2 separate regions of the Homo sapiens genome follow, and region 1 is linked to region 2. Evidence: chromatin loops called from intact Hi-C (ENCODE). Cell type or tissue: HepG2. All regions are shown on one strand. Links, peaks and the distances in the headings refer to the core of each region. The heading gives the core; the rest is flanking DNA. Region 1 overlaps DOCK3 (dedicator of cytokinesis 3). Region 2 overlaps DOCK3 (dedicator of cytokinesis 3).

Region 1 (16,579 bases), core at 5,649-13,648, 210 kb after region 2:
TGGTGGTGGTGTGTCTCTGCCAGGTTTTGGTATCAGAATGATGCTGACCTCATAGAATGAGTTGGGGAGGAGTCTCTTCTCATTTTTTGGGAATAGTTTCAGAGGAATGGCACCAGCTTTTCTTTGTATATCTGTAGAATTTGGCTGTGAATCCGTCTGGTCTAGAGCTTATTTATTTATTTATTTATTTGGCTGGTAGGCTATTTATTACTGATTCAGTTTTGGAGTTTGTCATTTGTCTGTTCAGGGATTCAATTTCTTCCTAGTTCAGTCTTGGGAGGGTGTATGTACCCAGGAATTTATCCATTTGTTCTGAATTTTTTAGTTTGCATGCACAGAGGTGTTCAAAATACTCTCTGGTTGTTACCTGTATTTCTATGCGGTGAGTGGTAATATTCCCTTTGTCATTTCAGATTGTGTTTATTTGAATTTTTTTTTTTTGAGACAGAGTTCACTCTGTTACCCAGGCTTGAGTGCAGTGGTATGATCTTGGCTTACTGTAACCTCTACCTCTCAGATCCAAGCAATCCTTCCACTTTGGCCTCACGAGTAGCTGGGACTACAGGTGTGTGCCACCATGACTGGCTAATTTTAGTATTTTTTGTAGAGATGGGGTTTTGCCATGTTGCCTAAGCTGGTCTCAAATTCCCAGGTTCCAGTGGTCCACCTGGACCTCTGGACTTGGCCTCCCAAAGTACTGGGATTACAGACATGAGCCATTTCATCTGGCTGGGTCTTCTCTCTTTTCTTATTAGTCTAGCTAATGGACTATTTTATTATTTTTTTCAAAAAATCATCTTGATTCATTGATCTTTTGAATTTTTTTGTGTCTCAATCTTCTTCACTTCAGATCTGATTTTGGTATTGGTTATCTTCTGCTAGCTTTGAGGTTGGTTTGCTCTTGCTTTTCTAGTTCTTTTAGTTGTGATGTTAGGTTGTTAGAGATCTTTCTAGCTTTTTGATATGAGTGTTTAGTGCAATAAAGTTCCCTCTTAACACTGTCTTAGCTGTGTTCCAGAGATCCTCATATGTTGTATCTTTGTTCTCATTAGTTTCAAAGAACTTGATTTCCACCTTAATTTCATTATTTACCTAAAAGTCATTCAGGAGCAAGTTGTCCAATTTCCCTGTAATTGTGTGATTTTGAGAGATTTTCCTATTCTTGAATTCTATTTTTATTGCTCTGTGGTTTGAGAAAGTGGTTGATGTGACTTTGCTTGCTTTGTATTTGCTGATGATTGTTTTATGTCTAACGGTGTAGTTAATTTTAGGGTATGTGCCATGTGCAGATAAGAATGTATATTCTGTTGTTTTGGGGTGGAGTTTTGTAGATGTCTATCACATCCATTTGGTCCAGTGTTGAGTTCAGGTCCTGCATATCTTCACTAATTTTCTGCCTTGATGATCTAACACTGTAAGTGGGGTGTTGAAGTCTCCCACTATTGTTGTGTGGGAGTCTAAGTTTCTTTGAAGGTCTCTAAGAATTTGCTTTATGAATTTGAGTGCTCCTGTGTTGAGCGCATATATATTTAGGATAGTTAGGTCTTCTTGTTGAATTGAACCCTTTACCATTATATAATGCTCTTTTGTCTTTTTGATCTTTGTTGGTGTGAAATCTGTTTTGTCTGAAATCAGGATTGCAATCCCTGCTTTTTTCTGTTTTCCATTTGCTTGGTAGATTTTTCTCCATCCCTTTATTTTTAGCCTATGGGTATCAATGAATGTGAGATGGGTCTCTTGAAGACAGCATACCACTGGGTCTTGCTTCTTTATCCACCTTGTTACTCTGTGCCTTTTAATTGGGGCATTTTGCCCATTTACATCCAAGGTTAGTAGTGAATGTGTAAATTTTATCCTGTGTTCGTGTTTATTTGTTTAAGCTATTTGCTAACTTGTGTGGCTGCTTTATAGTGTCACTGGTCTGTGTACCTAAGTGTGTGTATGTGGTGGTTGGCAATGGTCTTTCCTTTCCATATTTAGTGCTTCGTTTAGAAGCTCTTGTAAGGCAGGTCTGGTGGTAACTAATTTCCTCAGCATTTGCTTGCCTGACAAGGATCTTCTTTCCCCTTTGCTTATGAAGCTTAGTTTGGCTGGATATGAAATTCTTTGCTGAGATTTCCTTTTTTTAAGAATGATGATACCAGCATGGCAAAACCCTGTCTCTACTAGAAACATAAAATTAGCCAGGCATGTGCCTGTAATCCCAGCTACTTGGGAGGCTGAGGAGAACTGCTTGAACCCAGGAGGTGGAGGTTGCAGTGAGCCAAGATCATGACACTGCACTCCAGCCTGGACAACACAGCAAGACTCTGTCTCAAAAAAAAAAAAAAAGAATGTTGAATATTGGCCCTCAATCTCTTCTGGCTTGTAGGGTTTCTGTTGAGAGGTCCACTATTTGTTTGATGGGCTTCCCTTTGTAGGTGAGCTGTCCTTTCTCTCTAGCTGCCTGTAATATTTTTTCTTTCATTTCAACCTTGAAGAATATGATGACTTACATGTACTGGGGATGATCCTCTTGTGAAGTATTTTCTGGGAGTTTTCTGCATTTCCTGAATTTGAATGTTGGCCCTCTAGCTAGGTTGGGAAGTTCTCATGGATGATATAATGAAATACGTTTTCCAAGTTCTTTCCATTTTCCCGATCTCTTTCAGGGATGCCAGTGAGTTGCAGATTCAATCTCTTGATAATCCTATATTTATCGGAAGTTTTGTTTGTTCCTTTTCATTCTTTTTTTCTTTATTCTTGTCTGTCTTATTTCAGAAAGCCAGTCTTCAAGCTCTGAGATTCTCTCCTCAGCTTGGTCTATTCTGCTGTTAATACTTCTTCTAGAGTGTTTTTCAGCTCTATCAGATTGGTTATGTTCTTTTCTATACTGGCTATTTCGTCTGTCAGCTCCTGTATTGTTTTACTGTGATTCTTAGCTTCCTTAGATTGTGTTTCAACGTTCTTCTGAATCTCAATGATCTTCATTCCTATTCATATTCTGAATTCTATTTCTGTCATTTCAGCCATCTCAGCCCAGTTAAGAACCCTTGTTGGAGAACTGTTGCAATTGTTTGGAGGAAAGAAGATACTCTGGCTTTCTGAGTTGTCAGAGTTCTTGCACTGGTTCTTTCTCATCTTTGTGGGCTAATATTCCTTCAATATTTGAACCTGCTATCCTTTGGATGGTTTTTTTTTCCCTTTTATACTACTTAATGACCTTGGGGGTTTGATTGTGATATAAGATGGGTTCAGTCAACTAGCTTCATTACTGGAAGATTTTAGGAGACCAAGGCTCAGCTCAGGACTTCTATAATGTCTGGTTTCACTCTGGAAACTGATATCAAGCTTGGCTTTGAAATCTGGCTTGAGATTAGGAATCTGCTGCACTGGAGGGGTCAAGGTGCTCTGGGACTGCTGGTCACAACACTCTGCTGGGTGGTGCCAACCAAAGTACTTCATATGGTGGTGGCAGCGGGATCTTGTTTTCATGTGCCAATGGCAGCGGCAATGCAGTGGGGAGCACACTTGTCTGCTGGGGCAGGGTGCTAGTGGGTACTGAGGTGCCAGCTTCCATTCAAGCATTTGAAGTATGGCTGGGGGGGGCACCCCCTCCTATTAGTGACTATGCTCACATTTGCACAATGGTGGTGTTAGCACGGGGGCAGGGTACTGGTGGGAGCAGGACTGTGTGTATCCACTGTATGCGTTGATGCCGGCAGCAGTGGCTGCTCAGGGCTAGGGGCAAGTCCACTATTTTCCATGCCTAGTTTTATGCCAGCACCCCTGGTGCAGGGGCAAGGCACTGGTGAGGAAAGGAGCCCACCAACATTCTGAAAACAATGGCGGTGTGGCAGGGGGAAGCAAGGGCAAGGACACTCATGTAGGCAGGTGTGGCATGGCAGGGTGCACGCACACACACACATGCCTGCAAAGTGATATAGAGAGCGGCCATGGTGACGTGTGTGCAGGCAAAGTGGCATGGGGAGGCTGCAGTGGAGGAAGGGTGTGGGTGGGCTGCAGCCTGTCAGTGGGGGCTGCTATGCTGGAGCTCTCTGCCGACCAAGCGTGGCCTGCCAGTGCAGGAGCTATGATGTGGGTACCCACAAATTACCTGAGGGCTGCACTGATGCAGGCACAGCCAGGCTGGGGCCCTGGGAGAGGCTAGCCAACTGAGGGGTGCTCAGGTCTGACCCGGCTCTATCTCATGGGCCAGATCACCTTGCAGAGTTCAGGTCAGACAGTTCCTCTAGGGGCTAAAGTCTCCTATTGGAGCAAGTGAAGCCTAGCGGGAGAGGCATCTCTGGCCATGCTCCACTACAGATGCTCCCACACCAAACCCTCTGGGCTCCACCCTGACCAGAGTTCTGCCCCTACTACTTCTCTAAGCAGCTTTCCCTGTCAACATAAGTGTCTGTGGTGGTTGAGGGATCTCTCCCTGCCAGGATTTGTGGGGCCTGTGGCAAGAGCAGATTGTTCCTTGTCTGTTCAACTCACCCCCTCTGCAGGAGTTGCTGAAGGTCAGGAATGAATCCTGGTGCATGGTAGCCCCATGCAGAATTCCCAGCTTCTTCCCCCTTCAATCCAGCCTCTATGTCTTCCCTCCATTTGCTTGCAATGTCTTCCCTCTGAAGATGTGCTAGGAGTGCAACCATCTTCCCAATGTCGGGATGTCAGTGGGAAATGTTCTTCTGGCTCCATCTAATTGGCCATCTTGGAGCAGGAGTCTGTGTCTGGCTTCTTTCACACAACATAATGCTTTCAAGATTCATTCATGTTGCTGTATCAATACTTCATTCTTTATGGTTAAGTAGTATTCCATTATATATAGATACAATGTATGTATATAGATACAATTATTTATCAATTCTCCTGTTGATATGTGATTTGTTTCCAATTTTTGGCTATGATGAACAAAGCTTCAATGAACATTCTTGTTTGTCTTTTTTATGGGCACATGTCTTGTTTCTCTTGGGTATACACCTAGGAGCAGAACTGCTGAAACAGAGTAGGCATATGCTTAACTTTATTAGAAACTATTTAAACTTCAGACCCAACCTCTGCACATTATCTGTGCACTATGAGATCCTCACCATTGGAGGGATGATTTGATATTTAAAGATGACTATGCCAGGCCCCTCCTTAAAATTCAATCATGTTCTTTATCATCTTCTTTATACATAAGGCCCAAGACCCTTAGTTGGCACAGAACACTCTTTTCCCTCATCTCTGATTTCACCATTCATACTATAACAACATCAAATGCTTGTGGTGCTTCCTGCCACTGCTTATTTCCCAAGTCTTTATTCACACTCTCTCCTTTGCTTGGAATACCTTCTGCCCCTCACTGCAAAGATTAGTAGGAGTACTCATGCTTTCCCATTATCTCTTCCAGAAAACTTTTCCTAACCCTCAGGAATAAATGGGAAATTCTCATTAGCTAGGTGCGGTGGTGTACACCCGTAGTCCCGCTACTCAGGAGGCTGGGGTTGGAGGATTACTTGAGCCTAGGAGGTTAACGCTGCAATGAGCTGTGATTCTACCACTTCACTCCAGCCTGGGAGACAGAGCAAGACCCTGTCTCAAAAATATTAAAAACATTTTAAAAATTAAAAAAGTAATGGGAAATCCTCCTAGACGTTCTGACAATACCCTGAGCAACTCTTCATTGTTGTTTATATATTTTTCTCAGATTATAAGTGTTTACTAAAGTAAATCTGGGAATTACTTAAAAGCAAAAGCAGAAAGCTATAATTGTCCACAATCCCACTAAAATTGTTCACTCAGAGGCAATCATAATCACTGTTAACATTTTCATATAAAGCCATTTTACTGCTGCCACTGGTCCAAACCCAATCTCTCCTGATATTATTATATTAAGTCTCCCAACTGGTCTTGTTTTTGCCTGCATTTCCCACAATTCACTGTCAACATGGCTACTACAGTGAACAGGTTAAAACCCAAGTCAGAACATGTCCCTCTTCCCCTCAGAAACCTTCAATGGTCCCCATTTCACTTAAAGTAAAATCCAAAGCATTTACAATAGCCTTCAAAACCCCACAGTTCTCTACCACTCCCTCGCCAAGGCCAGACATTTGTTTCTCTGACTTCACGGTCTACTTTGTCCTATGTCCTTGTTCGTTTTGTTCCAATGACACTGGTATCCTTGCTGTCCTCAGGCTCATGCTTCTGCCTGAGAGCTTCTGAAGTTGCTGTGGTTCCCTGTACATGGAAACTTCTTTTCCAAAATATTCACCTGATTGTTGCCCCAATTCTTTTAGGTCTTTACTCAATTGTCATCCTCTGAGTAAAACTCCCTCCTCATTTATCCTATCAAAAATTTCCCCTATCCCATGTTCTAGCTCCCTTCTCTGCTTTATTTTTCTAATACATATAATATCTGTATATAAATAATTGAACATGTCGCATATTTTACTTACTCATCCTGTTTTTTGTCTGCTTCTCCCTCATCCCCCATTATGGGTAGAAATATTGCTGTCTAGCTCCCTAGTATATCCCCAGGACATTAGAACAGGGCTCATCCCATTGTGTAGTTGGATAAGTGAATATCCTCCCAGTTTTTTTTCTCCTTGAGCACAAACATAGCTCAGGAAGCTCACAGAGTCCAACTTGGCCAAAGAAATGTATCCTTCCTTTGTACACATAAGGCAATAGATTTATATTAAGTCCTTGAAGGCAGAGGTATTTTACTAGTTTTCACTGATATCTGGGACTTAGAATAGGACCTGGCACATTGTAGGCACTAAATAGAGTCAACCTGCTTTAAGCATTTGGAGAATTGTTTTGAACCTTCTATGAGACTATTGCACATGGCTTAAGTATCTTGGGAGTAGCTTATCAATTTTTTGAGGGTAGATTTATTAGAAATGACAGAAAGTAATTCAGGGCTAAGTTTGGTAAAGGTAGATAATCAAGAAAGGTAAAATGATTTTTGTTGAATAAACAGGACGACAATAAGGCTCATTTTCCTGTGCCATTTATAAACTAGCTTTGCTTTCACTTTTTGAGATGCTAGAATTTATCTCTTCTGTTCTATTCCCTTTTTTGTGCATGAGCATGTCACCTACTTTGCTCTGTAGTCTCATTGTAGCACAGGCTCTCATTGTAGCACAGCTCTTGGGCCTGCACCACCATTGGTTTAGTACATCTGCTATATATTTCTCTCCATTCTATGTCTTGGGGTGCTGAAATATTTATATTTTCCATTAGAGCCCCTTGAAAGAAAAAGATATCGTTTTATATATTTAGGTTCAAAACTTAATAGCAACAAGCAGGTAGACATTTAATAAAGAGTTTTACAATTTTGATTTGAAGAGTCCATATAAAGTGTATTGTGGCTTTCCTGCAGTGGGAGGGGAATAGTAGTTTTAATGACAATTGAGTTCAAGGTAAACAACTGGCAGAATCTATTTCCAAGGGAGTCTCTGTTCTAAATGTGCTCAGAGGGAAACATATTTGGAGCATTCCTTCTCAGAAACCAGCAGCCATATCTCTAGATGCCATTAGAAGTTTACACATCAACAAAATATTTTCCCTTTTCTAACCAAGAACTGATTTTTAAAAACTCATAATTGTATATATTTTATATTTGAAATTCTAAATTTCTATTTTTCTCTCATACCATTTAACCTTTTCTAATGAGTCATAATTATTGGACTCCTGGTTCCCATGCACTGCAAAGGAGCCATCTCGTCTCAGGGCTTCCTTTTGTTTGTGCTATTTCTACAACACTATTTCTTCTGTTCTTTTGTAGCTGATTTCTAGTTACCCTAACAACAGCCACACAGCTTACTCCATGGACAGCAAGTATACATATATGTCACTCAATTTTCCATTCTCTCTCATGAGTCTCCAGACTTTGTTTTTAAACATCATTTAGCACATTCCTCAAAATATAAACCCTGATATACTGATCCAGACTTTGTTTTTAAACACCATTTAGCACATTCCTCAAAATACAAATCCTGACATACTGATTGATTTGCTGACAGAATCCAGTACCTTGTGTTCTTCACTTCCATGTGAAGATTAAAATATCCAGTTTTTAAAATCTTGCTCTGTCTTGAGATGATCTTTAATAAATCCTGATCTACAGCCAGGCAGATATTTTACATTGCTTTGTAAATGTAAAAGTAGAGAAAATAATCCTCAGTTTATGAATAAATGCTCTGGCTCTGACAGAAACACCTCCGGTCACTAGAAGTCTGTGTCCAGAGACCCTCAATGATTGTAACTCCAAAGACACCAGCCACAGGCCTTACAGTTGAGCTGTTTCTCCAAGTACCACGTTTTCAGATAAACACAAATTAGTTAAAATTTCCCCAGCTAAATATATTTTAATGACAACAAAACTTTTTAAAAGAAGTTCAAGAAAGGTAACAAACTTCAAGCTTGTATTTTCTTTGATTCCTTCATATTTTCCTTTATCCCCAACTCTGGAAAAGCTTTAGTGGTACTTTGCAAATGTGAGATTTAGCCAAGTGGATGCTGGGATCAGAGGGGAAGTGACTGTCTGTTTAAATCATGCTTTCTGTGAGCCTGGCTTTGAGGCAGGAGTAGAAATGGGAGAAAGCCTAGAATGCCTTAATCTGAATTCAGCTGGATTCTACACGAAGCCTTTTTTGCAACTATAGATTTAATGCTGGAACTCCATCTTGAGAGTTTATAATAAGTCATTTGTTCATTTGATAAATGTTACCAGCTCATAGCAGGCTCTGTAACATTTTTGCTTACATTAGTAATATTCTAAGGAAAAGGAACAGAGGGAGGAATTAGTGTGTACATATTATGGCTATTTTCTAGTTTTCACTGTAAGTTGAAAAACATCTTCAAAAGTTTACCACCACTTTGTTCACAATGGAGTATCATTCTACCACAAGTTATCTATTTTCCTTTTCAGCATCCTGATGATCTCTACCGCCTTGCAATTTTCTAAGAAAGACTAAGCCGAGGCCGGGCGCGGTGGCTCACGCCTGTAATCCCAGAACTTTGGGAGGCCGAGGCAGGTGGATCATGAGGTCAGGAGATCGAGACCATCCTGGCTAACAAGGTGAAACCCTGTCTCTACTAAAAATACAAAAAATTAGCCGGGCGCGGTGGCGGGCGCCTGTAGTCCCAGCTACTCGGGAGGCTGAGGCAGGAGAATGGCGTGAACCCGGGAAGCGGAGCTTGCAGTGAGCCGAGATTGCGCCACTGCAGTCCGCAGTCCGGCCTGGGCGACAGAGTGAGACTCCGTCTCAAAAAAAAAAAAAAAAAAGAAAGACTAAGCCGAGCATGGTAGCTCATGCCCATAATCCCAGCATTTTGGGAGGCAGAGGTGGGAGAATCGCTTGAGGCCAAGAGTTCGAGATCAGTCTGGGCAACATAGCAAGATGTCATCTCTACAAAAAAAAAAAAATTTTTTTTTAATTAGCCAGGCGTGGTGGCGTGCACCTGTAGTCCAAGCTATTCAGCAGGCTGAGGCAGGAGAATCACTTGAGCCCAGGAAACTGAGGCTGCAGTGAGCCATGATTGTGCCATTGTACTCCAGCCTGAGCAACAGGGCAAGATCCTATCTCAAAAAAAAAAAAAAGATAAATTAAATTTAGCTATTGCTTTGTTGAAGTAACTAATTTTTCTGGTTATCCCATAACTTTGGATTTTATCCTGGACCTTGTAAATGTTACATTGTAGAGAATCTGAATTCTGCTATATTCTGAAGAGAATTAGTATTTTTGTTTTAATGGTGAATTAACTTGATTAGACTTAATCTATAATCTCCATTTCTCCTGTGGTGGGTCAAATCACAGTTTTCTTTTAGCCTTTGTTGCTAGCTGCTTTGCGTCTGCCTTGGATACGCATGGTTCAGAGGTGAGCCAGTGACATGGGTAGAGCTCATACATAGAATTTGAGATTCCCATTTCCTGCTCTCTTCTCTCCAGAACTCCCTCTGGTGGCCATACTTGCCCCAGGTTCCATCTCTTGGTTCCTCAGGCTAAAAATATGGCAGGCTTTCTAATGGAGTTTCAGACACTCTATACTATGCTAGGACTACAGCTCACTTTCAGATCAAAACCACAAAAAACAGAAAATTCACCTCATGTTGATCTTTTTCTCCAACTTTTTACTGCCTTACAATATCTGCCTGCTTTATTCATTTGGCAGCACCGTCAGGTAGTTTTTGGATTTTGCTCAGTGTTAACTGTAGGAGGGCCAGACTGTCAGGGGCTTACTCCACCATACCAGAAACAAAATAAGCACAGCTTTACCTTTAGAAGATAGCCAGAATCCAAGCCACCATCGTCTGTCATCTGGTCACTGTAAAGGCTTTCTTTCTTTCTTTATCTAGTTTTTTTTATTTATCCTTAAGTAAATAAGGGTGACATGGCTGCCAGTAATTTGATCCCTTGGCTCCACCTCATTAATTTAGAAATCATTTAGAGATCAAAGGATGAGAGGATGGGACAAATTAAGTCTCTTCCCTGGAAGGTAGCCCCACAGTAGGTGTACCTTCTCAGTAAGGCCTACCCTGACAATCTTATTTAGCACAGCAAATCTCCCTTATGCTTTACTTTTTCTATTCCATAACACTTATCCCTTCAAATATGATACAATTTACTTATTTCTATTTACTGTCTGTCCCTACTATGTAAGCTTCATGAGAACATGGATTTTTGTGTGTTTTATCCACTGCCATATTACTAGAGCCTATAACAGCACAAGCACATAGCAGGTGTAAAAATAAACATTTGGTGCATAAATAAATGACTTTACCAAACACTGTAACTTCTACCTCTGATCTCACTTAATTCTCCACATTCCTCTCCTCACAGAGGATTTTTTTGATATGTGAGACGCATCAGTCATTCTGCTCTACTTTGTCCTACGTATTTTTAGGCAGAGAAGAAGTCAAATTTCTTGTAAACAATGTGAAACTTTCTAAAGAACCTGATCTTTTCTTTCACTGTTGTTATCCAGACTCTGTAGGATGATACATTAAAAATTTTCCACAGCCTAACAGTTAGACTCAGAACATAATGAAGGATGGCATATACAGAACAGCAGTTTCTGATCTTATTTTCAGATGAAAAAGGCAGGTTTAACCACAGGCCAAAGTATATATCTAAAGTAAAAGTTTCACTGTGTCTATCTCTCAAAAGACTTTCACTTTAATGCTTCCGAGTAAGAGCTGATGTGTTGGGCATATATGTAGAAGCATGTCAAGACAGTCTGACCACTAGTATGAAATATATTTAGCTTTAAACCCTATTTGAATTCATTCTGTCTATATTTTCAGTTTTGAGTTATGCAACAAAATATACTGATGAAAAACTTAGCAGGGCAACAGGATTATAAAGTTTCACTTAAACATCCATTTGTTGGCCTCCTCATCCATAGGGCACAGAAATCATTAGCTTTCTTTGTGGATGTGTGAGAAAGAGAAAGAAAAAGAGAGAATACTATTAATTTCTCTAGCCCCTCGTAATTTTTAGGGAATTTAAGTATACTGACAATGACAGACCAGAGAGCAGGGTAGAAAAAGAAAGTGATGTTAACAGTTACCAGAGACAAGGTACCAGCTCCTCTCTTATTTCTGCTGGAACTCACAGAAAATCTTTGCGAAAATGTTGGTTAGTGAGCTGGAGTCTATGTCCTGGACCAAGTTAAGACAGGCTAGACTATACGATGGGGCCTAGGGTCGAAGGACCAAGACTAAATTGCAGGTCTATTAGTGGACTGCCTAAATCCTGCAGATAAGCTCTAGCTGCATTACATACATAACCTCTTTTGCAGAGGGAAACAAAATTGTTTGCTTTAATAAAAAAGTGCTCGCCCATCATTTTAAAATAAAATTTATCTCCAGGGTCCCCTAAGATTTTCACAGAGGCAGATTATCTCATTTGGGTAGAATGCTTGACTCTCAGGGAGAGCCCTCTATTTCAATTATAGAAGCAACTGATTTTCAAGAAAAAGTTTAGTTTATGCAAGGTATCCTGAATGCTGAAAAAACTCCAAGAGAGTAAGAATGGGACTTTGGGCCAGGCACAGTGGCTCACACCTGTAATCCCAACATTTTGGGAGGCCAAGGCAGGCAGATCACGAGGTCAGGAGTTCAAGATTAGCCTGGCAAACATGGTGAAACCCCATTTCTAATAAAAATACAAAAATTAGATGGGCATGGTGGTGGGCACCTGTAATCCCAGCTGCTCGGGAGGCTGAGGCAGGAGAACAGCTTGAAACCGGAAGGCGGATGTTACAGTGAGCTGAGATCGCATCACTGCACTCCAGTCTGGGCAAAAGAGCAAAACTCCGATCGGTGGCTGGCAAGATGGTCAAATAGGAACAGATCTGGTCTGCAGCTCCCAGCGAGATCAACGCAGAAGGCAGATGATTTCTGCATTTCCAATTGAGGTACCCAGCTCATCTCATTGGGGCTGGTTAGACAGTGGGTATAGCCCATGGAGGGTGAGCTGAAGCAGGGTTGGGCATTGGCTCACCAGGGAAGCACAAGGAGTCAGGGAACTCCCTCCCCTAGCCAAGGAAAGCCGTGAGGGACTGTGCCATGAGGGACAGTGCACTCTGGCCCAGATACTACGCTTTCCCCACGGTCTTCGCAACTCATAGACCAGGAGATTCCCTCAGGTGCCTACGCCACCAGGGCCCTGGATTTCAAGCACAAAACTAGGCGGCCGTTTGGGCAGACACCAAGCTAGCTGCAGGAGTTTTATTTTCATACCCCAGTGGCGCCTGGAGCGCCAGTGAGGTGAGACAGAACCGTTCACTCTCCTGGAAAGGGGACTGAAGCCAGGGAGCCAAGTGGTCTAGCTCAGCAGATCCCACCCCCATGGAGCCCTGGAAGCTAAGATTCACAGACTTGAAATTCTCGCTACCAGCAGAGCACTCTGAATTCAACCTGGGATGCTGGAGCTTGGTAAGGGGAGGGCCAGCCACCATTACTGAGGCTTGAGTAGACAGTTTTCCTGTCACAATGTAAACAAAGCCACCTGGAAGTTCGAACTGGGTGGAGCCCACTGCGCTCCTCAAAGCCTCTGTAGCCAGACTGCCTCTCTAGATTCCTCCACTCTGGGAAGGGCATCTATGAAAGAAACTCAGCAACCCCAGTCAGGGCCTTACAGAACAAACTCCCATCTCCCTGGGACAGAGCACCTGGGGGAAGGGGTGGCTGTGGGCACAGCTTCAGCAGACTTAAATGCTCCTGCCTGTGAATCTGAAGACAGCAACGGATCTCCCAACACAGCGCTTGAGCTCTGCTGAGGGACAGACTGTCTCCTCAAGTGGGTCCCTGATCCCTGTGCCTCCTGACTGGGAGACACCTCCCAGCAGGGGTCGACAGACACCTCATACAGGAGAGCTCTGGCTGGCATCTGGTGGGTGCCCCTCTGGGACGAAGCTTCCAGAGGAAGGAACATTGCTGTTCTGCAGCTTCCGCTGGTGATACCCAGGCAAACAGGGTCTAGAAAGGACCTCCTGCAAACTCCAGCAGACCTGGAAAGCTAACAAACAGAAAGAAATAGCATCAACGTCAACAAAAAGGATGTCCACACAGAAACCCTATCCGGAGGTCACCAACATCAAAGATCAAAGGTAGATAAATCCACGAAGATGAGGAAAACCCAGTGCAAAAAGGCTGAAAATTCCAAAAACCGGAACGCCTCTTCTCCAAAGGATCACAACTCCTCACCAGCAAGGCAACAAAACTGGATAGAGAATGAGTTTGGTGAATTGACAGAAGTAGGCTTCAGAAGGTGGGTAATAACAAACTCCTCCAAGCTAAAGGAGCATGTTCTAACCCAATGCAAGGAAGCTAAGAACCTTGAAAAAGATTAGAGGAATTGCTAACTACAATAACCAGTTTAGAGAAGAACATAAATGACCTGATGGGGCAGAAAAACACAGCACAGCTTCACTTCGTGAAGCATACACAAGTATCAATAGCCGAATTGATCAAGTGGAAGAAAGGATATCAGAGACTGAAGATCAACTTAATGAAATAAAGTGTGAAGAAAAGATTAGAGAAAAAAAAAAGAAAAGAAAAGGAATGAACAAAAGCCTCCAAGAAATATGGGACTATGTGAAAAAACCAAACCTATGTTTGATTGGTGTACCTGAAAGTGACGGGGAGAATGGAACCAAGTTGGAAAACACTCTTCAGGATATTATGCAGGAGAACTTCCCCAACCTAGTAAGAAAGGCCAACATTCAAATTCAGGAAATATAGAGAACACCACAAAGATACTCCTTGAGAAGAGCAACCCCAAGACACAAGAGCAACCCCAAGACACATAATCGTCAGATTCACCAAGGTTGAGATGAAGAAAAAAATGTTAAAGGCAACCAGAGGAAAAGGTCGGGTTACCCACAAAGGGAAGCCCATCAGACTAACAGTGGATCTCTCTGCAGAAGCTTTACAAGCCAGAGAGCGTGGGGGCCAATAGTCAACATTCTTTTTTTTTTTTTTTTGCCAGAGAGCATGGGGGCCAATAGTCAACATTCTTTTTTTTTTTTTTTTTTTTTTTTTGCTAACCTTATTTATGTCACTTAAGGATTGACATTTGAAAAGAATGAGAGAATGAAGGGTGTTAGTTTAATGAGCATGAAATGTTTTATATGCTGTTATAAGAATTGAGAGAGCTTTTGAGTATTACCTTTCTCCACTAAAAGTTGGGTAAGATGGGGTGAAAAGCTTTAAAACAAATAACAGGTAAAATTAGATAAAGTAATCTGTATAACCAGAAGATAAAGATCAAATGTAAATGTTAAAAGGGCTGCATTTTGCACTAGACAATGCAAATTCCACCATCAAGTTGGTATTAAGAAACTGGGAGATTCTGGATTCTGGTGTTGTCAGTTCCAGGCTTTTTTAATACCCCAAGGAGGGCTGTGGTTGAAGCTCTAGTCAACATTCTTAAAGAATTTTCAACCCAGAATTTTATATCCAGCCACACTAAGCTTCATAAGCAAAAGAGAAATAAAATCCTTTACAGACAAGCAATTGCTGAGAGATTTTGTCACCACCAAGCCTGCCTTACAAGGGCTCCTGAAGGAAGCACTAAATATGGAAAGGAAAAACCAGTATCAGCCACTGCAAAAACATACCAAATTGTAAAGACCATCCACACTATGAAGAAACTGTATCAACGAATGGGCAAAATAACCAGCTAGCATCATAATGACAGGATCAAATTCACACATAACAATGTTAACCTTAAATGTAAACAGGCTAAATGATCCAATTAAAAGACACAGACTGGTAAATTGGATAAAGAGTCAAGACCCAGCAGGAGACCATTCTCACATGCAAAGACACACATAGGCTCAAAAGAAAGGTATGGAGCAATATTTACCAAGCAAATAGAAAGTAAAAAAAAAAAAAAGCAGGAGTTGAAATCCTAGTCTCTTATAAAACAGACTTTAAGCCAACAAAGATCAAAAAAGACAAAGAAGGGCATTACATAATGGTAAAGGGATCAATACAACAAGAAGAGCTAACTATCCTAAATATATATGCACCCAATACAGGAGCACCCAGATTCATAAAGCAAGTTCTTAGAGACCTACAAAGAGACTTAGACTCCCACACAATAATAGTGGGAGATATCTAAAATCTATGCCCTAACATCACAATTAAAAGAACTAGTAAAGCAAGACCAAGCAAATTCAAAACCAAGCAGAAGACAAGAAATAACTAAGATCAGGACAGAATTGAAGGAGATAGAGACACAAAAAACTCTTCAAAAAAATCAATGAATCCAGGAGTTCATTTTTTTGTAAAGATCAACAAAATAGACCTCTAGCCAGACTAATAAAGAAGAAAAGAGAAAAGTGAAATAGACACAATAAAAAATGATAAAGGGGATATCACCACTTATTGCACAAAAATACAAACTACCATCAGAGAATACTATAAATATCTCTACACAAATAAACTAGGAAAATATAGAAAAAATGGATAAATTCCTGGACACACACCTCCCAAGACTAAACCCAGAAGAAGTCGAATCCCTAAACAGACCAACAACAAGTTCTGAAATGGAGGCAGTAATTAGTAGCCTACCAACCAAAATAAGCCCAGGACCAGAGAGATTCACAGCCGAATTCTACCACAGACACAAAGAGGAGCTGGTACCATTCCTTTTGAAACTATTCCAATAAACAGAAAAAGAGGGAATCATCCCTAAGTCATTTTATGAGGCCAGCATCATCCTGATACCAAAACCTGGCAGAGACACAACAAAAAAAGAAAATTTCGGGCCAATATCCCTGATGAACATCGATGCAAAAATCTTCAATAAAATACTGGCAAAACCAACTCCAGCAGCATATCAAAAAGCTTATCCACCATGATCAAGTTGGCTTCATCCCTGGGAGGCAAGGCTGGTTCAACATATGCATATCAATAAACGTAATCCATCACATAAACAGAACCAATGACAAAAACCACATGTTTATCTCAATAGATGCAGAAAAGGCCTTCGATAAAATTAAACACTGCTTCATGCTAAAAACTCTGAACAAACTAGGTATTGATGTAACATATCTCAAAATAGTAAGAGCTATTTATGACAAACCCAGAGCC
Region 2 (16,579 bases), core at 3,910-11,909:
GAAGTTATTATTTCCCAAAGACCTGGAGGCATTAGAGCTACACACTCCCAAACTGTTTTATCTTAAATACTATTTACCCATGATAAAAAGAATCTATAAAAAACTTAGAGCTAGTATCATATTTATTTATTTGTTTAATAGGAGAAGCACATAAGGATAGTATCATATTCACTGGTAAAACACTGGTGAATACTTTCTCCTAAGAACAAAGCAAGTTTCTCATTGCTCTTATTTAACATCATCCTGGAGGTCCTGGCTGATGTGATACAGCAAGAAAAATAAGAGATATATAGAGTAGAAAGGAAGAAATAAAACTCTATTCTCAGATGACATGATTGTCTAAATAGAAAATCCCAAGGAATCTGCAAAAAAGCTTCCAGAACTAATAAGTAAATTTAGCAAGGGTACAGGATATAATGTTAATATATAAAAATCAGTTGAATTTCTATATCCTAGAAACAAAAATAAAATTTAAAAATTGCAATCATTTATATATTTATATAAACAAAGTGGAACATTTTAATTGAACTTTCTTAAAACCAATGGATCAAGTAGCAAAGCATTAGTTAGGCTACAGAAGTTCAAACAATATAATTAAGGAGCTTGAGCTACTAGATAAACGTAAGTTTTACTCCCTCACCCACAGAATACCCATTGTTTTCAAGTTCATGTAGAACAATTTTTTGAAATGCTGCATACTTGACAATAAAGGGAGTCTAAAATTTTTTCAAGGAATCAACATCATTCAGTTGCATGGAATTATTTAGAAGAGCACCAAAAAACAGGAAATACATATAAATCTAATAATATATGTGTAAGATCTGTATACAAAACACTGATGAAAGAAATAAAAGAACACCTAAATAAATGGAAAGATATACTGTTTTCATTGACTATTAAGACATAATTCTTCCCAATTTGATATATATATAATTTTTTTGAGACAGAGTCTTGCTCTGTTGCCCAGACTGGTGAGCAGTGGTGCGATCTCAGATCACTGCAATCTCCCTTTCCTGGGTTCAAGCAATTCTCCTGCCTCAGCCTCCTAAGTAGCTGGGATTACAGGCACCTGCCACCACGCCCGGTTAATTTTTATGTTTTTAGTAGAGATGGGGTTTCACTGTGTTGGCCAGGCTGCTCTCAAATTCCTGATCTCAAATGTTCCACCTGCCTTGGCCTCCCAAAGTGCTGGGATTACAGGCATAGCCACTGTGCCCGGCCCCCAATTTGATTTATAGAATCACTGCAATCCCAGTCAAAATCTCAGCAGGAATGTTATAGATATCGACATGCTGATTCTAAATTTATTTAAAAAAGGAAAAAGAATTAGATAGCTAACACAATACTGAAAAAAAAAGGACAAAACTGGAAGACAGACTCACACCATGTGGTTTTAAGACTAACTATAAAGCTACTATAATAAGATAGCGTGGTATTGATGAAAGAATAAACATACTGATCTACGGAAGGACTAGAGTCTAGAAAGAGATTCACACAAATATGGTCAATTGATTTTTTAAGTAGTTTTAAGTGACAATAATTATATCTATTTATAGAGTACAATATGATGTTTTGATATATGTATACATTGTGAAATGATTAAATCAAGCTAATTAACATATCTGTCACCTCACCTAATTTTTTTTTGCAATGAGAACATTTAAAGTCTACTCTTTTAGCAATTTTTAAATATACATTATTATTATTATTATTATTATTATTATTATTATTATTATTTTGTGATGGAGTCTCGCTCTGTTGCCTAGGCTGGAGTGCAGTGGTGCGATCTTGGCTCACTGCAACTTCCACCTCCCGGGTTCAAGTGATTCCCCTGCCTCAGCCTCCTGAGTATCTGGGACTACAGGCACGTGGCACCACGCCTGGCTAATTTTTGTACAATACATTATTATTAACTATAGTTACCACGTGGTGCAATAGCTCACTAAAGCTTACTCCTCCTAACTTTGAATACAAAGTTTCAAAGGTCTTTTTTCTTTTTCTTTTTTTTAAGCTTCTCCTTGTCCAAACCCATTTGTTTTTCTTTTTTTTTTTTGGCAATTGGTTTTTGACCAAGGCAGAAAGACAACTGAAGAAAGGATACTCTTTTCAACAAAAGATGCTGGAATAATTGGACATCTTGTTGCAAAATAAAAAAAAGAACCTGATCCATCCTTCATACCTTATACAGAAATCAACTCAAAATAGATCATAGATCTAAATTTAAAATGTAAAACTATAAAACTTCTAGAAGAAAAGACAGGAGAAAAATTTTTGTGGCCCTATGTTAAGAAAAAGTTCTTGGGGTATGACCCCAAAAGCATGATCTATAAAAGAAAAACATTGACAAACTGGACTTCATAAAAATTAAAAACTTTTGTTCTAAGAAAGATATTGTTTAGTAAATGAAAAGATAAGCTAAAGATTTGCAGAAAATATCTGTAAATCATATGCTCAACAAAGGACTTACATACAGAATATATAAAGAACCCTACAATTCAACAATAAGGAAAGCAGCAACTCAAATGAAAATGAACAAAAGCTTTGAACTCATTTTACCAAAGAAGCATAAAGATGGTATATAAGCATATGAAAAGATGCTCAACACCATTAGTCACTAGGGAAATAGAAATGAAAACCACAATGATATACAACTACACACCTATTAGAATGGCTAAAACAAACGAACAGATAATACTAAGTACTGGTTAGTATGCGGAGCAATCGATTATATACTGCTGCTGAGACTTCAAAATGGTATAGCTATTTTAGAAAAGAGTTTGAGAACCTCTTCGAAAGCTAATTACACACTTGTCACAAGGCCCAACAATCCTATTCCTAAGTATTCACTCAAGAAAAATGAAAGCTTATATGCATACAAAAACCTGTAAAGAAATGTTTTTAGTAGCTTTATTTATAATCCACAAAAGAGGAAATAACCCAAATGTCTTTCAAATGGTGAATGAATGAACTAAATACTACTCAGCATAGAAAAGCTACTGATACATGCAGTGACATGGATTAATTTCTCAAAGCATTATGCTAAGTGAAAGGGGCCAGTCTCAAAAGGCTGCACTTTGCTTGATTCCATTTATATGACAGTCTAGAAAAGGCACAACTATAGTGATGAAGAGCAGACCTATGGTTGCATTTGTTAAGAACAGGGGAAGGGTTTGACTACAAATAGACAGCAAGACTGAATTTTTAAGTATTCAAAAACTCTTGATTGTGGTAGTGGTTACACGACTATGCATTTGCCAAAACACATAGAACTGTAAATCAAGAAGAATACATTTTACTCTATGTAAATTTAAAAATAAATAAATATTTAAAAATTACTGTTTGCCTGGTCTACTTCTCACTGTTACAGTCACCTATTCTAAATAGACCACTGGTTCATCCCAGAATCACAGGCTCGGAAGGAGCTTAGTGGGGAACTGGTACAATTCCCAAGCCAATACAGAAAATTCCCCTAGAGGTTTCCTGGGAGCTTCTGCTTGAAGATCATCTGCCAAGAGAGAAAATCTCTATCTCCCAAAGCAGGCCTGCTTACAGTGGACAGTTTTTGCTGTTAGCAAGTTATTTATTTGATTAGCTAAAATTGGCTTCCTCATCATTAGCCCCTATTGGTCCTGGTACTATCCCCTGGAGCTACAGATATAAAGGCAGGGGCCATCTCCTACACTTAGTGGTGGCAAAAGAACTACACAGGAGGACAGCCTGAAGCCATTCAGTTGGAAGCCAAGGGGCCTGTATCTCCTGGACCAACCCCTCTGTGCAGTAGTCTATAAAATGCTGGGCTACCCTGAGCCATGAGAAGTCATCTGGTCTGGGCTGCAGCCCTAGAAATGCCTGGATTATACAGTGAAAATCCTCAGTAAAGGAATGACATCACACTCCCAGGGCCCTATCATGATTGAAACTGGGAGGCTACAGTCTCAATCATTCCTTGATCAGAAAGTTATAGTGATGTTCATTCTTTCCTGGCCTCATTATTTTCTGGCCTCTAACTTCATGGAGAAAATCCACAAATCAATTTTGGCCAGCAAGTAAGGGAAAACCCTTGAACAGGATTCAAATTAGCCAAACTACAGCCCATCCCCACTAGAATCATGGCTTGGTCATCTAGGCCACCTGCCTAAGCAGAAGGGATCCATTCCAGAGAATACCCCGAACACTGCCAGGTGTCTTACCTGTTTGAAGTTGCCATTTTTTCTCTGCTCCCAGTCCATCATGTCATGAAAGATGGGAATCATGATATTCCGTACTTCTGGCTGTGGGACCAGTGTCACACCCAGAAAAGGACCAATCATTCCCGGAATAAAGTGGATCTTATGTTCACCTGAAAAACAAAACCCAAATTAGTTTATGCCTGCTTTGCTCCTTCCATGGAAGATTCCCAAATGGGGCCACAACACATGCTACAATCCATACTGGAAGCTTCTGAGAGCAAAACAAGCTCTCCCCTATGGTTTTCTGAGGTACTCTCCCTCAACTTTTTAGAGTTTATGGATAAAGTTGGCCTAGCCCAGTGAAAGCAAATGCGCAACTGTCACAAAACTGCTTTTCCAAAGAATTTCCTGACAGTCCCACAAACTACCTGAAAATCTCTCTGAGATGAAGGAACAGAGTTTGCTACTCTAGACAGAATAGGTTTCTGAGTAACCTATGAGTGTCAGATGGTCTATTCACAGTGTTTATTTAACAAGAAAAACCCAATATTTCTGCTTAAATACAATGCACTCTCCTTGGAGTTTCTAGCTCTAGCCCAGAGACATTTAAGTGATGAGGATATCCAGTCCCTGGTCTAGCCACCAGACGTCTAATAAGTCCATGGATTTTTACACTGCCTATGTTCATGTATGCCAAAGAAGTCCTCCTCCTGAGCTAGCAGGAGTCTCCTGCACAGCCCTACCCTAAAAGGCTGGCTTAGAGATTCTCTCTTTACCCACCCTGAACTCCCTTTGTGTTCATATTGCATTTCTGATGGTGCCATTACACCTACTTGGCTCAGCTCAACCCTCAACTTCCTTAATGAAGCATTTCCATGGTAAGTGTGTGATGTGGGTTTCCCTCTCATTGGCGTGCCATCTAGGGTATGTTACCAGAAGCCAGAGACAGTCCTGTGGATGGTGGGATAGGATTTTTCTCTTCCTTGCAATGGTAAAACAGAGTGAACCATCTTTCAGAGCTCTGCTCTCAGTCCTTCAGAGACTATTGAGGAGATAAACTGTGGGTCTGTGCAATGAATGCTACGGCCAAGTAAAACCATTTCTTGGGGACCAGAGAATGTCATTTCCACCAAAAGAAATGAGGCAGAAAAGGCTTTATCAGGCAAATCTGGTATTAAAAAAAATTCTAAGAAGCAAATGTTTAGCCCTGAGGCTGGTTCAGCATATTCCAATTTTGGTACTTGGCACAGTAGCCAGTCTCTTGCATTCCTGGGAATTTCAGAGTCAACTTTGGGTTAAAATCCATTTCCAAACTGTGCTGGATACAGGGAACCAGAGTGTTGGAAAGTCTGATTGGGGAAATGCATCCCCACTCATGAATAGAAGGCCCTCTCGCCGGCAGAAATACTTCATATCCTACTTGCTGCCTCTAGGTTAGTGGTGGGGATGGTTAACAGAGGACTGGAGATTTTATGACCATCATTCCTACAGCTTCAGAACCATGAGCTCAGCTGAAAGCAGACTTCACTTGAAATAATAATAGTTCTCCAGCATCTTGACAGGCCACTCAGAACTCTACAATATCACAGGATGGCCCACTCAGTCACCAGGGCAACCCAGAAATTCTACCAAAAACACTGATCTGACAAATTTAGATTCAAAGCAGTGGCTATTTTCAAAGCATTCAAAGCAGAAGCTGTGCAAAGAAGGGAAGCCAAAACTGATCTCACCCAGAGGTTGCAGTTCTCTTCTTATATGTTACTCCATGCAACTGGTGTCAAGTATCTGATCTGGATGCATGAATACCAGAGATCCAATAAATGTTTCAATCTTTATTAAAATTAATAGCCACCTTTGCTCATGTACTGGGTATCTCAGATCTAAGCTTTTGAGCCTGCAACATCCAGACTGGGAAGTGAAGAGCATGGAGGATCTTATAGGAATGGGTTCTCAAATTGGAAAAAACTACTACAGCCCTCCTTTTCTTTTTTTTCTTTTGACTTTAGTTCCTAAAAAAAGGGATTTGGCATATGTATTACTGAGGTCTTATTTCTCAGACAAACTCTCCTTGCCAAGGGCTTTATGCACATGTGCTACACCATCCATCTGAGGTGTTATGTGAAAGATATGTAAGGATCTCTTGGGCCTGAATTAACATTCATAAAGCCTGGGAGATGTTATTAGTCTTGCTACTTTCTATTTGGCTATGCAATATATAGAAGGGAAGAATAGGGAGAAAAAACCTACCCAAATTCTGCCACATGCTGAACAGTTCATAGGCCATCATTACACGCATGTCCCCATACCTAAGAATAGTAACACAGGAGCCAACCGTTAGTGGGAGAAGGTTCAGGAGGATAGGGCTGCAAACCCATGAGGCCAGGACTTCAGCACTGTTTGTTTCTAATGCTTCCCAATGCGCTAAGCCTTTGGGCTCTCGACTGAACTCCCACACTTGGGCCCCTGGGAAACCACCCAGCTGAGAACCTTGTGGACCTCTGAAAGAACTCTCAACGAAACATAGCCCTATTTGGCCAAGTGGTAAGGAGATGAATATAAGACGTTTATCTTACTTATCTAGAATCTTCTTCCTTTTGGCTGAGGTGATAATTTCTAGCTGAAGGCTTGGCTGATTTATGAATAGAACTGCCAGGCTAAAGTAAGAATTCCACACCTAGACAGACAGAGAAAGAGAAAATGTGACAGTCTAAGAACTTAATCTTGTAGGGAGCGTTACTAAATACATGCATGTAGCATAGAACCCATTTTACAATCTTAAGATCCTCATTTTTTTTCCCTTTTAAATATCTTTGCAAACAAGAATTTTTCTTTTTTTCCCCCTTAACTCCTTCTGAAGCCAATTGTGTTGATTCTGGACTAGAAAGCATACTCATGGAGTTTGGCTACCAACACTTCCAACAGGGGTATCCCAGGTCATATTCTAATCATCATCAGGCTTGGAAGCTGTTTGATACTATGAATCTATTAATAAAGCAAAAAACAAGTGAGCTTGGTTTTGGCTTTCTAAGGTTATTGCAATAATAGTGATGGATATTTCAGGAGTGCCTACCTTAAAGTCAAAGTCAGTCTCTGTGAAATTCTTGTGCAGTGCAGAGGACAGGTACTGGACAGTAGTGACTATAATACTGCAGTAAGGAAACAAGGCATTGGCAGAATTAAAAGACTAACAATGGCATCTGATGGCTTGGTATCAGCTGTCTATAGCCTGTGTGCAAACTTCTTGAGTACAATTTGTTCCCATGTAAGATGTGACTATAAAGGAAAGAGAAAATGGTACAAACTCTATAGAAAAAATCTCTACAGAAAACCAGTCTTGGAGAAATGCCCCACAGTTGGCAGGACAGCACAGGACATCAGTGGGTTCTAGACCTAGTTCTGTCATTACCTGGCCTTCATACTTCTCTCTGGGTCTCATTTTCCCTGCCTATAAAAGGTGGTAGGAGATCGATGGTTCTTTAAGGTTTCTCCCAGTTCAGAGTAGTTCTAGTATTTTGGGGATCTCTGGGTAATCAAGAGATATTATGATCACTTTGTAGGATTTAGAACATAATTTTATTATTATACTGGATAACAGGGGTTTATATAGTTAATAAATCTTTGCTTTTGTCATATACTATTATTTTCATCTATGTGTCATTTGAATTCAGCTCTTTTGGTCTAGCTTGAGTAATCACTCTCAATCTCAGCCTGGGCACATAGAAGGGACAATGGGAGGCTGTCCTGCTGGAACAAGAGAGTGAAGTGGAGAGGAAGTCTAGTGGGACAGTACGTTTCATTACATAGGGCCTTGGCTACCTGGCAAAGAGACTTACATCTAACAGTGGCCACCTCTGCTTAGATGCAGAAGAACATGACAAAAACAGTGCATTAGAAAGACTAGTCCACCACTAGAGGGGGTGAAAAATTTAAAGGGTCAAAGCTTTGAAAGAAAAAGCTGCTCTTGCAGGACAAGCTGGGGAGCCTGAAGTGCTCTGAATGGAGCTAAGAGATAGAAACAAGAAAGATTCAAATGGAAAAGTCACTATTTGAGGAAGTATCTGTGCAACTTTGTTTACAATCATCCTTCTATTCTTTATAAAACATTTGTATTTTGGAAAAAGTTACAGTGCTTATAAAAGGTGTAAAGTGGAAAGACCATGCTAGTATCTTGCTAATATATCTAACAGACACTTTCACTGTATTTTATATGTCAATATAAAAGGCAGATCAGTGGGAGGAGGCAATGGGCTAGAGTGTGGAGGCCAAGTAGCCTTCTGCTGAATAGAGAGAGACCAGATGAGCCAGCCCCTTACCACATGCATCATTTGTCTGGTTTGCCAGGAGGAAGCACAAGCTAGAAATATAAATGAGGCAGTCAGGTTAGGATTATCTTTAGAGTAAATTCTATGTCAGTAATCAGAAGTGGTCAGAGCCTTGCAGCCAGGTCTCAGGTGGATAACTGGCACTGTCTATGGGAGGCAAGCACTGCCTGGTAGACAACACAATTCAAACTGAGAAGAAGGCTTGGGATAATGCCCAAACCTATAGGGCAGCAGAGGCCAGTGGGCCACTGAGCAGGCCTTCCTCAAGGAAGAACCCTTCTCTGGATATTATATTTCACATCCTGAAAATTTTCTTCTCTATCCTTACTGTGCCATCATCTACTAAGCACAAAAATGTTTTTCTCATTTGCCCTCTCCTCTCTGTTCCCATGGCCCTGGCCTTTATTTGTCTTGCTCATGTGCTCCCTCTCTGAAATACACATACTCTTCTTAGTCTGAGAACAGCTCAGTGATGCTGATACAGAGCCCTTCCATACTTACTTGCTTGTGAGCAGTCTCATTACCATCCAGTCCCGAGGGAAGACACTCATCTTCATCAGGTTCCGGAACACGCAAAAAATCTTCAGCAGAAATTCCTGACAGCAGAGGAAAGCTGATGTGAGACACCACCACCACAATATGCATCTCCTCAATAGGCCACTCCTGGCCGCCACTAGATCATGACAATGGGTGGGACCAGTGAGTTAGATCTGGTTCTCTCTGTGAGTTGTTTCTCTCTTAGAGGGCTACATGAGAGTGAGTTCTGGGTACTCTCACAGGCCAGATGGAAGCAGACCCAAACTGGGCAGAACAGAGGTAGCTCTATACCCACAGTGCCCAAAGCAGCTCTATACCCACTTTATACCCACAAAGCCCAAAGCATGGGACAGACTAAGGTCTAGCCAAACTGGTGTCCGACTGAGTCCATGGGCTTCATTTTCTGGGGCATGGCCCCTGAGCGTTTGATTGTAAGAACATGCTTTTTTGGATATTAAGAACACGATGATGGGAGAGGTACTTTAGGAATGGCAGAGTAAAGACCTCTGAAAATCTGCTTGTCCATGAAAGCAATGGGGTGGCTAATACTGGTTAACCAAAGGCTTGTGACAATCCAAGAAATGTTTACTCAAGAAAAATGGATGAGTCCCATGTACGCTCTGTAAGAAACAAAGAGCTCTCGCTCTCGCTCTCGCTCTCGCTCTCGCTCTCCCTCTCCCTCTCCCTCTCCCCACGGTCTCCCTCTCCCTCTCTTTCCATGGTCTCCCTCTGATGCCGAGCCGAAGCTGGACTGTACTGCTGCCATCTCGGCTCACTGCAACCTCCCTGCCTGATTCTCCTGCCTCAGCCTGCCGAGTGCCTGCGATTGCAGGCGCGCGCCGCCACGCCTGACTGGTTTTCGTATTTTTTTGGTGGAGACGGGGTTTCGCTGGGTTGGCCGGGCTGGTCTCCAGCTCCTAACCGCAAGTGATCCGCCAGCCTCGGCCTCCTGAGGTGCCGGGATTGCAGACGGAGTCTCGTTCACTCAGTGCTCAATGGTGCCCAGGCTGGAGTGCAGTGGCGTGATCTCGGCTTGCTACAACCTCTACCTCCCAGCTGCCTGCCTTGGCCTCCCAAAGTGCCGAGATTGCAGCCTCTGCCCGGCCGCCACCCCGTCTGGGAAGTGAGGAGCGTCTCTGCCTGGCTGCCCATTGTCTGGGATGTGAGGAGCCCCTCTGCCTGGCTGCGCAGTCTGGAAAGTGAGGAGCGTCTCTGCCCGCCCGCCATCCCATCTAGGAAGTGAGAAGCGTCTCTGCCCGGCCACCCATCGTCTGAGATGTGGGGAGCGCCTCTGCCCCGCCGCCCCGTCTGGGATGTGAGGAGCACCTCTGCCCGGCCGCGACCCCGTCTGGGAGGTGAGGAGCGTCTCTGCCCGGCCGCCCCGTCTGAGAAGTGAGGAGACCCTCCGCCCGGCAGCCGCCCCGTCTGAGAAGTGAGGAGCCCCTCCGCCCGGCAGCCGCCCCGTCTGAGAAGTGAGGAGCCCCTCCGCCCGGCAGCTGCCCCTACTGGGAAGTGAGGAGCCCCTCTGCCCGGCCACCACCCCGTCTGGGAGGTGTACCCAACAGCTCATTGAGAACGGGCCATGATGACAATGGCGGTTTTGTGGAATAGAAAAGGGGGAAAGGTGGGGAAAAGATTGAGAAATGGGATGGTTGCTGTGTCTGTGTAGAAAGAAGTAGACGTGGGAGACTTTTCATTTTGTTCTGTACTAAGAAAAATTCTTCTGCCTTGGGATCCTGTTGATCTATGACCTTACCCCCAACCCTGTGCTCTCTGAAACATGTGCTGTGTCCACTCAGGGTTAAATGGATTAAGGGCGGTGCAAGATGTGCTTTGTTAAACAGATGCTTGAAGGCAGCATGCTCGTTAAGAGTCATCACCACTCCCTAATCTCAAGTACTCAGGGACACAAACACTGCGGAAGGCCGCAGGGTCCTCTGCCTAGGAAAACCAGAGACCTTTGTTCACTTGTTTATCTGCTGACCTTCCCTCCACTATTGTCCTATGACCCTGCCAAATCCCCCTCTGCGAGAAACACCCAAGAATGATCAATAAAAAAAAAAAAAAAGAAAAATGGATGAATAATAACAATGAGTTTTGTTGCATTTTTAACTTGCACTATTCCCTTCCCCTCCCACCTCCACAGTAGCCTTAAAAACAAGCTGCTGTAGAATCATGAAAGTCATGAAAACCAGAGCCTAGCAGCCATTAGAAGGGACAGAATGGTTTTGGAACTCCTACAAAAAGTCCTGACCCCCCAGAATTGTTATTATTTGACCTGCTTGGCAGCTTCCTGGAAAAACTCCATTCATAGGGCTTGTCTTAATTTAACCTGACTCAGAGCTCACTCAGTGAGGAAAACTCTATACCCAAGGCATTTGTTGGAGAGAAAAAAAAAACAAAAAAAAAAACCCATATAATTTAACATCCCAGCTGCATGAAGCAGCCATGTCATTTCGGGCAAACCAGAGAATGGCTAAAAAAAAAAAATTATAAGGAAAATCTGAGGAATGAAATATCCATAGGGGGCCTTGAAAAGCTCTGACATATTCCTGGGAATCTAGAAGGCCACACATGAGTGCAGGGCTGTGCACATTCCTAGGGAAGGCCTGAGAAGGCCTAATCTCTCACCTGTGCTGACCTTGAGGCTCTGGGCAAGCAGGAAGTGAAGGCTATGGCTGAACTGAAAAGTGCTGGAGCAATGACAGTGAGCCCCAACACATACACATAAAAAAAACACTTTACAAAATGCGGAGAGTTATTGATTTAAGGCATTTAAGAAAATATCTGTTCAGTTATTAGCTGATCATTAACTAACTGCATGGAGACTTTAGTGACTGCATATAGTTAAAAAATACAGATATTAAAGAATGGGTCCAGGCATGGTGGCTCACATCTGTAATCCTAGTGCTTTGGGAGGCTGAGGCAACAGGATCACTTGAGGCCAGGAGTTTGGAACCAGCTTGGGAAACATAGCAAGATCCCCATCTTTACAAAAAATTAAAAAATTAGCTGCATGTGGTGGTGCATGCCTGTAATCCAAGCTACTCAGCAGGTTGAAGTGGGAGGATTTCTTGAGTCCAGGCAAGGTTGTAGTGAGCTCTGATCACATCACTGTACTACAGCCTGAGCAATACAGCAAGACCCTGTCTAAAAAAACCCCAAAAAGCAATGAGTCCAATAATGTCACTAAAAAAAGAAACAAGCATCATCAACAACATAAAGCAATAAAAAGCAACAATAACAAGCCCTGGGGATGTGGGGAAGGGATCTGATTTCCAGAGTTGCCAAATTAATTAAAATGTCCAGTTTTCAACAAAATATTATAAGATATAAAAAAATAGGAAAGTATGGCCCATACACGGGCAAAAAGAAGTAAATAAAAACTTTTCCTGAGGTAGCTCAAACATTGGACTTGCTTGGAAAATACTTTAAACAAAGAAATGAAGGAAATCACACTTAAAGAATTAAAGGAAAGTGTAAGAACAATGACTCACCAAATAGAGGATGCCAACAAAAAGGGTAGAAATTACTTAAAGTACACCGAATATAAATTCTAGGATTGAAGAATACAATAACTGAAATGAAAAATTCACTAAAGGGGCTCAGCAGCAGATCTGAGCTAGCAGAAGAATCAGCAAATTTGAAGCCAAGTTAACTGAGATTATCTCAAGTAGGAAAAACAAAAAGAAAAAAGAATGAAGACAAATGAACAGAGCCTCAGATACCTGTGGGGCATCATTAAGGGTATAAACACACACACAGTGGTAGTGCCAGAAGGAAAAGAGAAAGAGAAATGGGAAGAAATAATGGGCAAAAACTTTCCAAAATTGATGAAAAAATCTTTACACAGCCAAGAAGCTCAACAAACTCTACAGGGGATAAAATCAAAGAGATTCGCATAGAGCCACATTAGAATCAAAAGTGTCAAAAGCCAAAAATAAAGAGAATCTTGAAAGCAACAAGAGAAAAACAACAAACAACCCTCAATAATATGAAAAGGTGACATCATCAGATATAGTGGAGGCCAGAAGGCAGACAGCAGAAATATTCAAAGTCTGAAATGAAAGACCATCAACAAAGAATCCTACAGCCAGCAAAACTACCATTCAAAACTAAAGAAACTGCAAAGCACAGTGGCTCATGTCTGTAATCCTAGCACTTTGAGAGGCTGAGATGGGAGGATTGCTTGAGCCCAGGAACTTGATACTAGCCTGAGCAACATAGCGAGACCCCATCTCTACAACAATAAATTTAAAAAAAAAAAGAAAAAAAAAAAGAAAAACTAGCTGGTGTGGTGGTGTGCACATGTAGTCCCAATGACTTGGGAGGCTGAGGTGGGAGAATCGCTTGAGCCTGGGAAGACTGTGGTGGCAGTGAGCTATGATTGTGCCACAGCACCCCAGCCTGTGTGACGGGGCAAGACCCTGTCTCAAAAAAAAAAAAAAAAAAAAAAGAAGAAGAAATCAAGACATTCTCAGATAAAAACAGAGAGAATTTTCTATTTGTAGACCTGCCCTATAATAAAAACACACACACACACACACACACACACGCGCACACACACACACACAGACACACACACACTGAGGGAATTAAAATGGCATACTAAATACATTTAACACAAAAGAAGGCAGTAATGGAGGAACAAAGGAACAAAGTTGGCATAAGACCTATATAAAGCACATAGCAAAATGGCAGGTGTAAAACCTACCAATTACCTTTATTGGCAGTTACAGTAAACATAAATGAATTAAACACTCCAACTAAAAGACGGAGTTGGGAAAAATTAATTTAAAAATATGATCCAACTATATCTACAAGGTACACACTTTAGATTCAAATGTACAAATACATTGAAAGTAAAAGAATGGAAAAATATATACCATGAAAATAGTACCCAAACGAGAACTGGTATGGCTATATTAACATCAGACAATATAGACATTAAGACAAAAATTTTTGTTAGAGACAAAGAAGGATATTTTTATAATGATAAAGGGGTCAGTTATGTCTGGAAGTCGTAATTATAAACATATATGCAACCTAAAAGCACAGCCTCAAAATATATAATGCAAAAACTGACAGAATGGAAAGTAATAGTAGACAATTCAATAATAGTTGAAGACTTTGATATACCACTAACAGTCAGAACAACTAGACAGAAGATCAGCAAAGAAATAAAAAACTTGAGCAATATTATAAACTATCTAGCTCTAACACACGTCTATAGAACACTCCATCTAACAACAAAATACACACGTTTTCCTCAAATGCACATAGAAGGAAAAATATGTGCATTCCCTTCTCTAGGACAGATCATATGTTAGGCCATAAGAAAGTCCCAATAAATTTAAAAGAAGTAAAATCAGAGGGGTGAGGATGGCCAGCTAGAAACAGCTGCAGTTGGAGGGTCCCACAGAGAAGAACCAAAACGGTGAGTGAACCCTGCAGTGGCAACCAAGGTATCTAGGTTCTCTCACTGGGACTGACTAGGTGGTTGGCATGACCCACGGAAAGTGAGGAAAAGCAGGGTGGTGCGATGGCTCACCTGGGAGCCACATGGGGTAAGGGGGCCCCCCACCACCAGCCAAGGGAGGCAGTGAGGGATCGTGCTACCCAGACTGGGAAACCATGCTTTTTCCACAGATCTGTGCAACCCATAGATCAGGAGATCCTACTTGTGGGCCTACGCCACCAGGACCTTGGATCCCAAGCACACAGCTGTGCAGATTCTCAGCGGCCACTCAGCTGGAGGCTAAGACAACTGAGTTCCCCCCAAGTGAGGGTTGGCAGCCATCACTGCAGCTGCCTGCTGTCTATGACAACTGAGCAGGGGAGGAGGGGGAGGGGAGGTCATCATCCTGAGCGGGAGGGGAGGTCATCATCACTATAGCTGCCTGCTGCCTAAGACTAATGAGCTTCCCAGGAGAGGGGCAGCAGGCATCACTATGGCTGCCTGCTGCCTAAGATGATTAGCTCACTGGGAGAGGGGCAGCAGCCATCACTGTAGCTCCAGTCTTCAGTTTTTCCCCTGCTGGTGCTGGGGAAACTGGACGGTTTGGATCCAAACTGCCACACTGGCTGTGGCAGACTGTGGCCAGGCTGCCACTTTAGGTCGGACCCTGACCCATTCTTCTTCAGTGGGTGGGGCCTCCCTGCAGGAATTTTAGCAACTTCAGCCAGGGGTTTAGGGACAGAACTTTGATCTCCCTGGGACTGAGGGGCTGCGGAGACCTGCGGCTATGGTGTCCGCAGATCAGCAGACTTAGTCTTTCCCCCTGCTAGCTCTGAGGAATCCAGGCAGCCCAGACAAGTGGGATTCCCCCCAGCACAGCACACCCCCTCTGCCAAGGGGCAGCCAGAGTGCTTCATTAAGTGGGTCCCAGATTCCGTGCCCCCTGACTGGGTCAGACCCTCCAATAAGGGTTGCCAGACACCTTATATAGGAGCATTCCTGCTGGCATCAGGTCAGTGCCTCTCAGGGACAGAGATCTCAGAGGAAGAAGCAGGCAGCTATCTTTGCTGTTCTGTAGCCTCCTCAGGTGACACCTCTGGGTGTGGGAGGGACCCAGGTGAATAGGGTCTGGAGTGAACCCTCGGCAAACCAGAGCAGCCCTACAAAAAGGGGCTTAATTGTTGAAAGAAAAACAAACAGAAAGCAACAACAACAGCATCAACAAAAAAGTCCCCACAAAAACCCTATCCAAAGGTCAGCAGCCTCAAAGATTGACGCTAGACAAACTCATGAAGATGAGAAAGAATCAGTGAAAAAACACTGAAAACTCAAAAAGGCAGAATGTCTCTTCTCCTCCAAATGATTGCAATACCTCTCCAGCAAGGGCAAAGAACTGGGCAGAGGCTGAGATGAATGAATTGACAGAAGTAGGCTTCAGAAGGTGCGTAATAACAAACTTCTCTGAGCTAAAGGAGCATGTTCTAACTCAATGCAAAGAAGCTAAGAACCATGATAAAACATTACAGGAGCTGTTAACCAGAAGAGCCAGTTTAGAGAGGAACATAAATTACCTCACAGAGCTGAAAATACAACATGAGAACTTCACAGTGTAAACACAAGTATCAATAACCGAACAGACCAAGCAGAGAAAATAATTTCAGAGCTTGAAGACTATCTTGCTGAAATAAGGCAAGACAAGATTAGAGAAAAAAAAAAATGAAAAGGAACAAACAAAAGCTATGAGAATATGTAAAAAGACTGAACCTACGACTGATGGGGGTACCTGAATGAGACAGGGAGAACAGAACCAAGATGAAAAACATACTTCAGGATATCACCCAGGAGAACTTCCCCAACCTAATAAGAGAGGCCAACATTCAAATTCAGGAAATCCAGAGAACCCCAGTAAGATACTCCACAAGAAGATCAACCCCAAGACACATAATCATCAGATTCTCCAAGGTTGAAATGAAGGAAAAAATGTTAAGGGCAGCCAGACAGAAAGGCCAGGTCACCTACAAAGGGAAGCCCATCAGACTAACAGCAGACCTTTCAGCAGAAACCCTATAAGCCAGAAGAGATTGGGGGCCAAT

What was found. Hi-C counts contacts between places; a loop is a spot of excess contacts. Peaks named below come from ENCODE experiments on the same cell type or tissue, not always from the same donor. Only the 100,000 strongest peaks of a DNase experiment are listed, where the experiment ranks them.
Region 1: it touches region 2 in a loop (21-fold over the local background); 3 of 110 quality-filtered maps call a loop at or near these places.

The regions. Positions count from the first base shown.
Region 1 is chr3:51,093,794-51,110,372 of GRCh38, reverse strand. All of the region lies in intron 9 of DOCK3 (dedicator of cytokinesis 3), which reads right to left. Among named protein-coding and RNA genes, the nearest start is that of MANF, 280 kb to the left of the region's middle. In HepG2, for the core only: a CTCF peak has its summit at 9,934 (motif pointing left); a DNase peak (open chromatin) is centred at 9,922.
Region 2 is chr3:51,302,740-51,319,318 of GRCh38, reverse strand. It overlaps DOCK3 (dedicator of cytokinesis 3), which reads right to left. Exons shown (of 53, transcript NM_004947.5): 28 at 8,993-9,087; 29 at 7,240-7,315; 30 at 6,743-6,843; 31 at 6,417-6,475; 32 at 4,191-4,339. Among named protein-coding and RNA genes, the nearest start is that of MANF, 74 kb to the left of the region's middle. In HepG2, for the core only: a CTCF peak has its summit at 8,079; a DNase peak (open chromatin) is centred at 8,088.